2 separate regions of the Homo sapiens genome follow, and region 1 is linked to region 2. A link is a contact called in ENCODE Hi-C data. All regions are on one chromosome and are shown on one strand. Each heading gives the region's core, a stretch centred on a gene start or an enhancer-like site at or near the end of the contact. The rest is flanking DNA. Distances are from core to core; before and after follow the strand shown.

The links. A loop is a pair of places that touch in the nucleus more often than their neighbours do. Pooled maps may share reads with other maps.
Region 1: a map of CD8-positive, alpha-beta T cell shows a loop between it and region 2 (4-fold over the local background). The contact joins the promoter of CBR1 here to the promoter of ATP5PO in region 2. A Hi-C loop is called at or near these places in 2 of 168 maps with a recorded cell type or tissue (CD4-positive, alpha-beta memory T cell and CD8-positive, alpha-beta T cell), 1 of 37 single-sample maps with no recorded cell type and 9 of 50 pooled maps.

What each region holds. Positions count from the first base shown.
Region 1 is chr21:36,067,111-36,073,060 of GRCh38, reverse strand. CBR1 (carbonyl reductase 1) reads right to left here and starts at 3,037. Exons shown (of 3, transcript NM_001757.4): 1 at 2,657-3,037; 2 at 2,004-2,111; 3 at 1-615. The coding sequence starts at 2,945. The coding sequence ends at 179. It overlaps CBR1-AS1 (CBR1 antisense RNA 1), which reads left to right. Exons shown (of 4, transcript NR_040084.1): 4 at 2,576-3,419. RefSeq lists an enhancer at 2,732-2,981.
Region 2 is chr21:33,914,554-33,919,780 of GRCh38, reverse strand. ATP5PO (ATP synthase peripheral stalk subunit OSCP) reads left to right here and starts at 3,977. Exons shown (of 7, transcript NM_001697.3): 1 at 3,977-4,053. The coding sequence starts at 4,018. It also overlaps the pseudogene RN7SL740P. RefSeq lists enhancers at 3,796-4,405, 4,920-5,227.

The DNA.
Region 1 (5,950 bases), core at 1,788-4,287, 2.2 Mb before region 2:
GATTTACGTAGTCAACTGAGTGCGTAGGTTGCTCAATTAGTAGTACATTAGTGAGTGCTAATTGATAAGAGATCATTTTTTTTCTTATATAAGGATATTTATGACATTGTAAATGCCCTTTGGACCAACTCAGGACAAGGTACAAAATGGGGCCCATGGATGGAGCTGTGAGCCCAGCTCACCACTGTTCAACTCTCTTCTCTGAAACAAATTGTCCATGGGGACCCTCAGCATCTGGGGGCAAAAGGGCCAAGTACACAGGGGTCTCTGCACCTTCTTCTGGGCTCTTGGTGGCCTTGGGTCCCGCCATGTCAGTTCTCACCCACCCTGGGCAGCAGGCATTCAGGAGGATCTTGTCCCCTTTCCTCTGCTCACTCAGTTTCCTGGCGTGGATCCTGGACAGAACGGTGACGCCAATCTTCGTCACCCCGTATGCGCTGCTGGGCCAGCCCTCCTTCTGGTGCACTCCCTTCTTTGTATCCTCCACAAACTTGTTCATGAGCCCCACCAGCTCCTCCTCAGTGATGGTCTCACTGCGGAACTTCTGCTGCAGCTCTGGGCTGCAGCTTTTAAGGGCTCTGACGCTCATGATGCTAGATACGTTCACCACTCTCCCTAAGATACACCACAAAGCATTATGTAGAAAGGTGTGCAACAATCCCGTAGAGAGGTGAATGCCAAATTTGCAGGGATTTTGGAGCAGAAAATTTTCATATGAGAGACAGTTACTGGTATGAGTTCTAAGAGGAATACGCATAGAAAGTGTGGTGGTAGTTGCATGAAGAAGTTCATTCCTGCCTTCGAATTTTGGCTGAGTAGAGTCAGGTGAGATTTGGAAGAGCTGCCCTTTGAGGTCCTGGTGAACCAGAGCCTTAGAAGTAGCACAACTTAACAGGACGACAGGACAGGGAAACAGGATAAAAGCTGAGAGTAAGCTGTACATGCAAGTACCCAACTCGAAGCCACACATTTAAATTTTTCTAAAAGTGGCTGCTTAATTGCTGTGTTATTTAATGGGTGGGTTCATCTCCTGTCCCATTACTTAGGGTAACTATCACAGCAGTTTACAACCAAAGACATGTGATAGTCATGTCCAGCACCTTCAGCACGTTGAAGGGGAGTTAAAATGGGCCCAGAGTTAAGCAGCGGCAGATTATGGACATCTCTGTGAACCATGCTAAGGGCTTGGACTTTCCTCCTGAAGGATTTTGGGAGAGGCATGACCATGCAGACAGTACGCAGGATGCTGGGAAAGGAAAAGAGGAAAAGACTCAAGACCAGAGGTGCCTTGTGAGGGTTTGCAATTGTCCAGAGGGACAGGTGAGGGCCTGCTGTAGAGCTGCAATGAGACGGATTCAGGAGGAACTCAGTGGGCACAACTCCTAGGACCTAGTAAATGATTATGAGGGGTGGGGCATGGTGACCTGCAGGATCCTGGTGGGTGGGTGGTGGGGTCTGTGTCCCAAACGACTTAGGGAAAAGGATAGGGATCCTCTGGAAATATCTTAGATTGTGGGGAAAGGCATCAGGAAGAGATGGAAAGGCAGCAAGACAACCATGTGGTTGGGAGCTTAAGGAGTGTTTCAGACAGGTGACAGGTATTAGAAGGGCCTAATGAACTGGTGGTAGTAAAGCCTCCACCAGCCTGAATAAGATCTCTCTGAAAGAGCAGAGAAAGGGTACAGGATGGACTCCCACGCAGAGGGGAATGGAGCAAATAAAGAGCATCTCTCAGGAGACGTTTGAGCTAAGACCTGAAGGATGAGAGTCAGCCAGGTGTGCAAAGACCAGTGCGACAGGGAGGACGAATGGCCATGGGAGTGGGAGAAGTGAGGACAAAGTCCTGAGGCAAAATGGCACATATCAGCTGGCAGGAGAAAAAGCACAGAGGTCAGTGCACGTGCAGCATGGAGAGGAAGCAGGAGCCTGCAGGAGAAATCCCAGGCAAGCAGGGGCCAAATCAAGCCCCAAAGAGAAGGTGCGCTGTTTCCCATCAGACTCACCTTGGGGTTTTATTAGAGGGAGTAATTCTGTGCACACATCTCGGGTACCAAAGAAATTTGTTTTCATCGTCACTTCAGCTTGAATATGAAAGGGTGTGGGATCAGCAACTTTTAGGAGAGAAAGAGAACATAGTTAATACATTGTACCCATGGGGTAAAATTCTATACAATGATACTAAAAAAAAAAAAAAAAAAAAAAAAAAACTTAGTGCCCTCTGCCTAAAGTAAGTCTGTATCTGGTTACAGTATTGTGCCAATGTCAATCTCCTGGTTTGATCATGTTCTAGTATTTTTGTAAGATGGCACCATTGGGGGAAGGAGGATGAAGGGTGCACACACTGGATCTTGGCATAACCATTTTTTCTTTTTGCAATTTGTCGTTTATTTTAAAATCAGTTCAAAATCCATCCAGTTGCCTTAAAGCTCAATTCAGAAAAACTGCAGAAAACCTGAAAAAGATCCCCAAGAGTCCCAGCCAGGGAAACACAAAGTTCCCTTTGGCTGGAAAACTCTCACTTTCTCCAAGGTTTCTGCACTCCCTGCATCTCCTAGCTCCTCCCTCTCCTCCCTAGGGAGGCGTTATGGACCCCGCAGACGCCAGGAGCCCCAGTGCATCGGTTCTTCTTCGGGGAGGCCACGTCCCCTCCCCATACCCTTGAAGGCGATGCCCGCGTTGTTGACCAGCACGTCCAGGCCCCCGTACTCCTTGCGCAGGAAGTCGCGCAGGGCGCGGATGCTCTGCAGATCGTCGATGTCCAGCTGGTGGAAGCGCGGGCTCAGGCCCTCCGCCTGCAGCTGCTGTACGGCCGCCTGGCCCCGCGTCACGTCCCGCGCCGTGAGCACCACGTCCCCCGAGAACAGCCGGCACAGGTCGCGCACGATGGCCAAGCCGATGCCCTTGTTGCCTCCAGTCACCAGCGCTACATGGATGCCGGACGACATGGCTGAACGGGGCGCGCGGAACACCTGCGTGGAGAACAGACCTGGCTCAGGCCCGGGAGCCCCGCAGCGTGTTCCAGAGACTGCTCGAGTCTGGCGGTCGTGGGCGCGCACCCGTGGGTTACACGCCCGGCCGCTGAGCGCGCAGGCGCAGGCCCCGCCCTAGCGGGGCGGGGCTGAACCATCCCTACCCCTCCCCACCGGAACCTCGCCGGGGTGCGGAGCAGGCGGAGAGCCAGCTAGCCTGACTTTGCAGAACCCGCAGGCCGAAGACCGAGGCTGGTCTCTAGCTACTGGCTGTTGGCTGCCCACGTGGCAGTGAAGAACCATTCCTAGTGGCCATGTGCCTAGATCTGAACTCACTGCTTGCCCTTGGTTCTCTGAGGGGTTTTCTTCATATTCTCCCAGCTGTTCAATCATTCCTAGTTGTGTTTGAAGAAATAGTACATTTGCATGGTTTTTTTTTCTTTTTTTCCTGGTGTTCTAAAAAAAAAAATACTGCAGGAACTGCAGTCTTTGGAGCTAGAGTTGCAGAAGAAACTGGAAGGAAATAACAGGGCATCAAGTTTTTGTTGATTTTCCCCCTAAGTATATGAAAACAAAGCTACTGACTTAGCCAGATTTTCCAATAATGGTGGGAAACATTCACTAAATCTTTATAAGGTTACTTCTCTGGGCATTTGCAGGGCCATCAGTTTATCTGTGCATAGGTGTAGGGGGTTTCACAGCCCTATTTTACACGGACAATAACACTCTAGGATGTACCTTTTAATCCCCATCTTAAAATGAAGAAACAGGGATCCATCCTCAGAATTTATAACTTAGTTCAGTGGTGGGAAATTGTTAGAGAAATGCCAGGAGTTTGGTCTAGGTCTGGTGGTTCACAGCACAGAAAGCCAGTCACTGAGACCCCATTATTGTCAGGGAAGAAGGCATTATTTGGGTGCTACAGCCTAGGGGGGAGAGATCAGTCTCAAATCCATCTTCTCAACTGATTAAAATTAGGATATAGCAGGGAAGAAATGTAACTGCATGTGGGAAAATAGCAGGAGTTAGGGAGAGATGAAGAGGAGTGGGTCAACAGGCATCAGGCAATTGTTGCAGGTGAGGGGTCTGGTGTCTGATTTTCCAGATGTGGTGATCCGATAAGTTTCAGTTCCTTGGTGCTATCTGGGAGGACTGATGGCTAGTTCCCTGAGAAAGGAACTCAGATAAGACAAATGTAAATTTCTCAAGTTTTTAGACTGGGAGGGTCAATTTGTTTATTCAAAAGAGACCAGGCCTGGCGCGGTGGCTCACGCCTGTAATCTCAGCACTTTGGGAGGCTGAGGTGGGTGGATCATGAGGTCAGGAGTTCAAGACCAGCCTGGCCAAGATGGTGAAACCCCATCTCTACTAAAAAAAAAAAAAAAAAAAAAAAATACAAAAATTAGCTGGGTGTGGTGGCAGGCGCCTGTAATCCCAGCTACTTGGGAGGCTGAAGCAGAGAATTGCTTGCTTGAACCCCAGAGGCGGAGGTTGCAGCGAGCCGAGATCATGCCACTGCACTCCAGCCTGGGCAACAGAGTGACTCCCTCTCAAAAAAAAAAAAAAGGAAAAAAAAAGAGACCATAAACATCTGTCCTATGGGACAATTGCATGGTTTCAAAGTGAGTGTTCCTCCTTCCTACTTACAAGGGAATTGGGAATAAGGTCAAGTTTCATTTCTGTGCTGTCCCATAGGTTGCCACTATCACAGGTGGCCATTTAAACATAAATTCAAATTAAGCAAAATTTGTAATTCAGTTTTTTAGTTGCACTAGCCACATCTCCAGTGCTCAATATGTGCATGTGTTAGTGGTCACTGTATTGGGCAGTACAGATTTAGGATATTTCCATCCTTGCAGAAAGGTCTGTTGAACACCACTGCTTTAAATAGATTGCAATTACATTGCAATTTCAAGGTAGGTTTCCAATCAGTTGCTTTAAAACAAGTTAATAATCAAGGAAAGACCCTTGCTTTTTTTCAACTGAAATTTTTGTCGAGCTAATTATAGAGTCACATGCAGTTGTAAGAAATAATACAGAGATTCCTTACCCTTTACTCAGTTTCACTCAATAGTAACATATTGCAAAAGTATAGTACAACATCACAGTGAAGATATTGACAACAAAACAGTCCACCAATCATACTCAGATTTCCCCAGTTTGATGTGTACTTTGTGTATGTATTTAGTCCTATATAATTTTATCAAATGTTGGTTTGTGTATCCACCACTATAGTTAAATGAAAATGTTTCTATTAGCACAAAGAGCCCTCCTGTTGCACTTTTATCACCAAACATACCTCTCTGTTACTCCCCAAACCAACTCTAATTCATGGCAACCACTAATCTGTTCACCATTTCTACAAGTTTGTTGTTTCAAAAATGTTACATAGATGGAGTCATACAGTTTGTAGTATTTTGTTTTTGGTTTTTTTTTTTCCACTCAGGATAATTCAGAGCTCTGTTTTGGATTTTCTTTCCTATCCCAGTGTGTGCGTGTTGGGTCTGTCATTGGCTGGGTTCTCTCCACTGCACTAGCTACTGTCTTCTGTAGCTGGTGTGAGTTAGTGTTAGAGTGGATGGATTAAATTTATTAAGAGGGCCAGTCAGCAATAGCACATGGTGTACAGGGAACTTTGGACAGGGTGAGGGTCCTGCTGTTTCAAAAGGCAAATCCTATGAGGACTATGAATCATGAGTTTGAGTCTGATTTATTTTTTTAGGACTGGAACCAACATAAGAATTGACAGGTACATTAGGCAGGATGCTCCGGAAAATATATAAAATATATATTAACAAGAATTTACTGTATGATAAAGGTGGTTTAACAACTAGTGAGGGAAAGAATTATTCCAAAATTAGCACTGGGGAAAGGGCATAATGATTGGAAAGAAAAAAGATCCCTTACAACATACACTAAATAATTTCCGAAGAGAGAGAAACAGTGATTTATAAATGAATCCATAAAACAACTAAAAGAAA
Region 2 (5,227 bases), core at 2,728-5,227:
AGTTTCCCAAGTATAGTTGACCCTAGAACTTTTTATTTGTATTACATCTGTTAACACCCACACTTCAGAAAACACAGGTTTTGCAGTTTAATTTCTCATAGAATATAAAGTTTATAAAGGTAGGCACTGTGTCTTGTATCCTGTTGTAGCCTCAGTGAATAGAACAGCTGGCTACATGTAATAGCTGCTCAATAAATTGTGTTAAATAATGTGTTGAATACTTTTCATTAGGCTTATTTGAAAATAGTCTCTGAAAGTTTGCAGAGTAGAGTGAAACAAGGGTTTTCATGTGCTGCTACGGAAAGTATAAATTGGTTAAAATTTTGAAAAGCAGCTTGGCCTCATGCATCAGAGGCTCTTAGAGTACTCATATTCTCTCACCAAGTTGTGTAAATTCTGGAAATCTATTCGGAAATTTTCCTAAATATGAAAAAAAAAAATGACTGGGCATGGTGGTGTGCACCTGTAGTCCCAACTACTTGGGAGGCTGAGGTAGAAGGATTGCTTTAGTCCAGGAGCTCTCAGCTGTAGTGCACCATGCCGGTCAGGTGTCCACACTAAATTAAGCATCAATATGGTGACCTCCCAGGAGCAGGGGACCACAAGGTTGCCTAAGGAGAGGTGAACCAGCCAAGTCAGAAACAGAGTAGGTCCAAACTACCATTTTTAGGCCGGGCATGGTAGCTCATGCCTGTAATCCCAGCACTTTGGGAGGCCAAGGTGGGCAGATCACCTGAGGTCAGGAGTTCAAGACCAGCCTGGCCAATATGGCGAAACCCCATCTCTACTAAAAATACAAAAACTAGCTGGGTGTGGTGGCATGCACCTGTAATCCCAGCTACTCTAGAGGCTGAGATAGGAGAATAGCTTGAAACCAGGAGGCAGAGGTTGCAGTGAGTCAAGATTGGGCCACTGCACTCCAGCCTCAAAGACAGAGCGAGACTCCATCCCAAAAAATAAATAAATAAATAAATATAAAAATAAAATAAAACTCCCATGCTGATCATTAGTGGGAATCATGCCTGTGAATAGCCACTGTACTCCAGGGCAAAAGAGCCAACACCATTTCTTTTTTTTTTAAAAAAAAAAAAAGAAGGCTGGGCACAGTGGCTCATGCCTGTAATCTCAGCACTTTGGGAGGCCAAGGCGGGTGGATCACCTGAGGTCAGGAGTTCAAGACCAACCTGGCCAATATGGTGAAACCCTGTCTCTACTAAAAATACAAAAAAATTATCTGGGAATGGTGTCACATGCTTGTAATCCCAGCTACTTGGGAGGCTGAGGCAGGAGAGTCGCTTGAACAACAAGAGCGAAACTCCATCTCAAAAAAAAAAAAAAAGAAAGAAGAGAAATATATGTCTAAATATGCTTAGAAGATTCAGTATTGTTTAAAATAGCAAAAAGAAAAAAGGAAATCATCTGAATTATGTTCAAAAATCATAGAATAATTAAGTTGCAGAATATTCACTTGATGGACTACCCTGCAGCCATTAAAATGATACTTAGAAACTTTTATAATTTGGAAATATGCTTATATTATAAGCATGAATGCATAACTCATATGTAATTTTGCATCCTTTTCTTTCTTGCATTAAAGAAAATGGCAAAATACCAAACTGTATAAAGATTGTTAATCTGCATGTATAATAAAAGCAAACAAAATAAAGAGCTAACATAACCGGGTGTGGTGGCGTGCACTTGTAGTCCCAGCTACTTGGGAAGCTGAGGTGGGAAGACTGCTTGAGCCCAGGAGTTGGAGACAAGTCTGAGCAACATAGTGAGACCCTCATCTCTAAAATAAAAAAAAATGTTGTATTAGCCAGGCTTGGTAGCATGTGTCTGTAGGCCCAGCTACTGGGGAGGCTAAGGTGGAAGGATTGCTTGAGCCTAGGAGGTCAAGGTTGCAGTGAGTCGTGATCACACAACTGCACTCCAGCCTGGTGACAGAGCAAGGCATTGTCTCAAAAAAAAAAAAAAAAGACTAAATTAATAAGCACCACTCTCTCAGGCAATTGTTCTAAGCACTTTACATGTATACCTTTTTGTTTCTTCTAATGACCTATAGGCAGATACTATTATAATACCCATTTTATAGATAATAAACTGAAGCACAGAGAAGTTATATAATTGGGCCAAGGAACTGATTGGGATTCAGGCCAGGGTAGTTCAGGCCACAGCCTAAACAAATATTGAGAAACAAGACACCAAAATATTTACAACAATTGCCTCCGAGTGGAAGAAAAGAGGACAATTACTTTCTTTATCTTTCTCTACGTTTTAAAAAGTTTTTAGGGGGTTGGGTGTGGTGGCTCACACCTCTAAGCTTTGGGAGGCTGAGGCAGGCGGATCGCTTGAGGTCAGGAGTTCAAGACCAGCCTGGCCAACATGGCAAAACCCCATCTCTACTAAAAAGAGAAAAATTAGCCGGGTGTGGTTGTGTACACCTGCAGTCCCAGCTACTCGGGAGGCTGAGGCAGGAGAACCGCTTGAACTCAGGAGGCAGAGGTTGTAGTGAGCTGAGATCACGCCACTGCACTCCAGCCTGGGTGACAAAGCGAGACTCTGTCTCAAAAAATAAAAATTGTAATAATGAGAAAACTGCTCTCTAAAAGGGCAAAATAGTGAATTAACGTGTTTCTATAATAAATCTGAGCAGAGAATTTTTCTTTTAAGTTGATTACAGAACCCCCACTATTACAACCAGGAATACTGACCCTTGCTCTGCCAGCCAGTCTCTTCTCTGACAGAGGAGAAAATTCGACCAAGTTCTATTTAGAGAGAATGGGTTGAAGATAGGTTGTTTTTATGGATGCAGACAAACTATATCCAAGGCTAGTACCCAGTTCTCAGTTTCAATATCAAATTTGCTCAAACCCGGGTTCTCCTATTTTAGGCCTGATGCTCAGATAGCCACTCTGCCCTAGCCAGAATCAAGAATCTAGGTACCAGAATCCCATATGCCCTCACAAACCAACAGCTCAGTTCTATACTCAGGTGAGATGGGGGAGAGGGGAGGGGAATGGAGGGCCACAGGGATTCTTTGCTTTTGCTTGGCCAAACTTTAGTGAGACTTCTGAACCTTCTCGTAGTCCTATCTATGCACCTCCTTGTAAAGTCCAGTTTTAGCAAAACTGCTAAGTCAGTTTAGCCAGAACCCCCAATCTTCGACAACCGATCATCTTTGATATCTGATCAGGGTCTTCATCCTTCACCATCCCCCAGGTGATGTCTGATCACCCTGGCCTGTCTTCTACAAGATTCCTCTAGGTCATTTTAGCCAGAATCCCTCTTACCCCAGTTTCCTCTAAGTAATTTTCTATCCACTGACCCCCGCACTGCTCCTTGGCCATAAATTCCCATTTGCCCATTCTGCTTTCGGAGTTGAGCCCAATCTCTCTGCCCACTCCCAGACCCTGTTGCACTGGTCCTATACCCATCGCTATGGTCCTGAATAAAGTCTTCCTTATCATGCTTTAATAAGCATCACTGAATAATTCTTTATTTAACAATGGGTAGTCATGGCCCAGGTAAGAGAGACGTGGTGTCCGCTCCTGGAGCTGCAAGGCTCCTGGGGGCTTTTTGTTTTGTTTTGGTTTTGTCTTTGTATGCAACGTGAGAAAAAGCCATTGATGCAGGCTTTAGCATGCTGGGAAGGAAGTGTAAAGAAGCCAGTGACGCTGGTAATAACTGTGAAATGGAACAAATGCCACCATATTTATCTAAATGTAAATTTTAAAACTGGGGACAGCAAATCCATTCTACAGTGAGCGCCGCTTGGCCAGTAACAATGACTTCATTTTCAGATGCAGTCGAAGCCCTGTGGCTCCACCCCGAGGGTCCAGCCCTTACCACTGCTAAGAACTACAACTCCCAGCCCGAGGGAGGTCTCTGCGCCTGCGGCCTGACGCCCTACGCCTACACTTCCCAGAGAACCTAGCGGTTACGCCAACGCGCGCGTGCGCCCTTGCGCGTTTCTCTCTTCCCACTCGGGTTTGACCTACAGCCGCCCGGGAGAAGATGGCTGCCCCAGCAGTGTCCGGGCTCTCCCGGCAGGTGAGAGAAAGGTGGTCCTGAGAGCCAGTGGGAGGATCCCTCCTGGGATGACCGGTACCAAACCTCGAGCACCAGGGTGCGATGCTTCGGCTGGGGAAGTCTGGCAGTCTTCAAGGTTATGGGACCTGGCGAGTGGGAGCGACTCAGGACGACCCAGCGTTTGTCCCCCGGGATGCCTACGGGGCAGTAGGCGCGGGGCTGCGCGTGCCGTAACCTTGGCGTCTTCCGAGCACAGCCCCTGGAAGCTGCTAGCCTGAGGGGCGCAGGAGAGGGGGTCTGCCCTTCGCTGAATTCCGGGGAAGGGGCATGGACTAGCCCCCAAATCAGCTTCCTTTGCCATTGTGGTAAAACCTGTCAGAGATCACTTACTAGTAATGCTAAGGAATATTTGTAAAACACATTTCACAGTTTTATAAATAAAATGAGGCCGAAAAGTTTAAATGAGTCTTTGGCTGCTCAGTCAGTAAGTGGTAGAATTGAGATTTGAACCCACGGAATCACCCAGAAGATCGAGTTTGAAAAAATGTTATGCTGTTTGTGCTGCATCTCACCATGGTGCTTTACATATCATGACCCCTTCCTGGCATCTTAGGTAATTTTTTCATAAGCATTAAAAAGTCTTAATCCTCACAAGCAGTTTTGATAAAACACGTTCCATAGCTGGAGTATTTGAAGGTGACCTGTGATCTGTGACCTGTGCGCTTGCAGGTGATTTTTAAACTGTGTATTCCAGCTCTGTCTTTTGATGGGCAGGATAGTGTCTCTCAGAACTAAGGCTTCTTGTCAGATCAAACTCTGCGGCAGTACTCAAAAAATTCATCTTTATTTTCAGATAGCATTTGCATTCCGAGGAGGGTACGTCTGTTGCAAATGATCTGCTCAAGGGTCTGTTAATAGAAACGCCAAAATTTTGGTTAAATATTTTTGAAACATGCACTCCTTGGAAGTTAGTGTTTTTCTGTCTTACGGGTATGCTAGCCTCGGTCCATTCCTAGCAAACTAGGAGGTTCGTGGGAAGGTGATTTCCCAAGCAACTTGGCATAATCCTCATTGGGTAAGTTTACCCCTTAGTAATAGTAAGTAGCTCACCCTCATGTAATATGTGAATATACAAAGAGACAAAAGTAATGATTTTAAGGTTATTTAAAATTTTTTGTTGTTATTGAGTTAAATG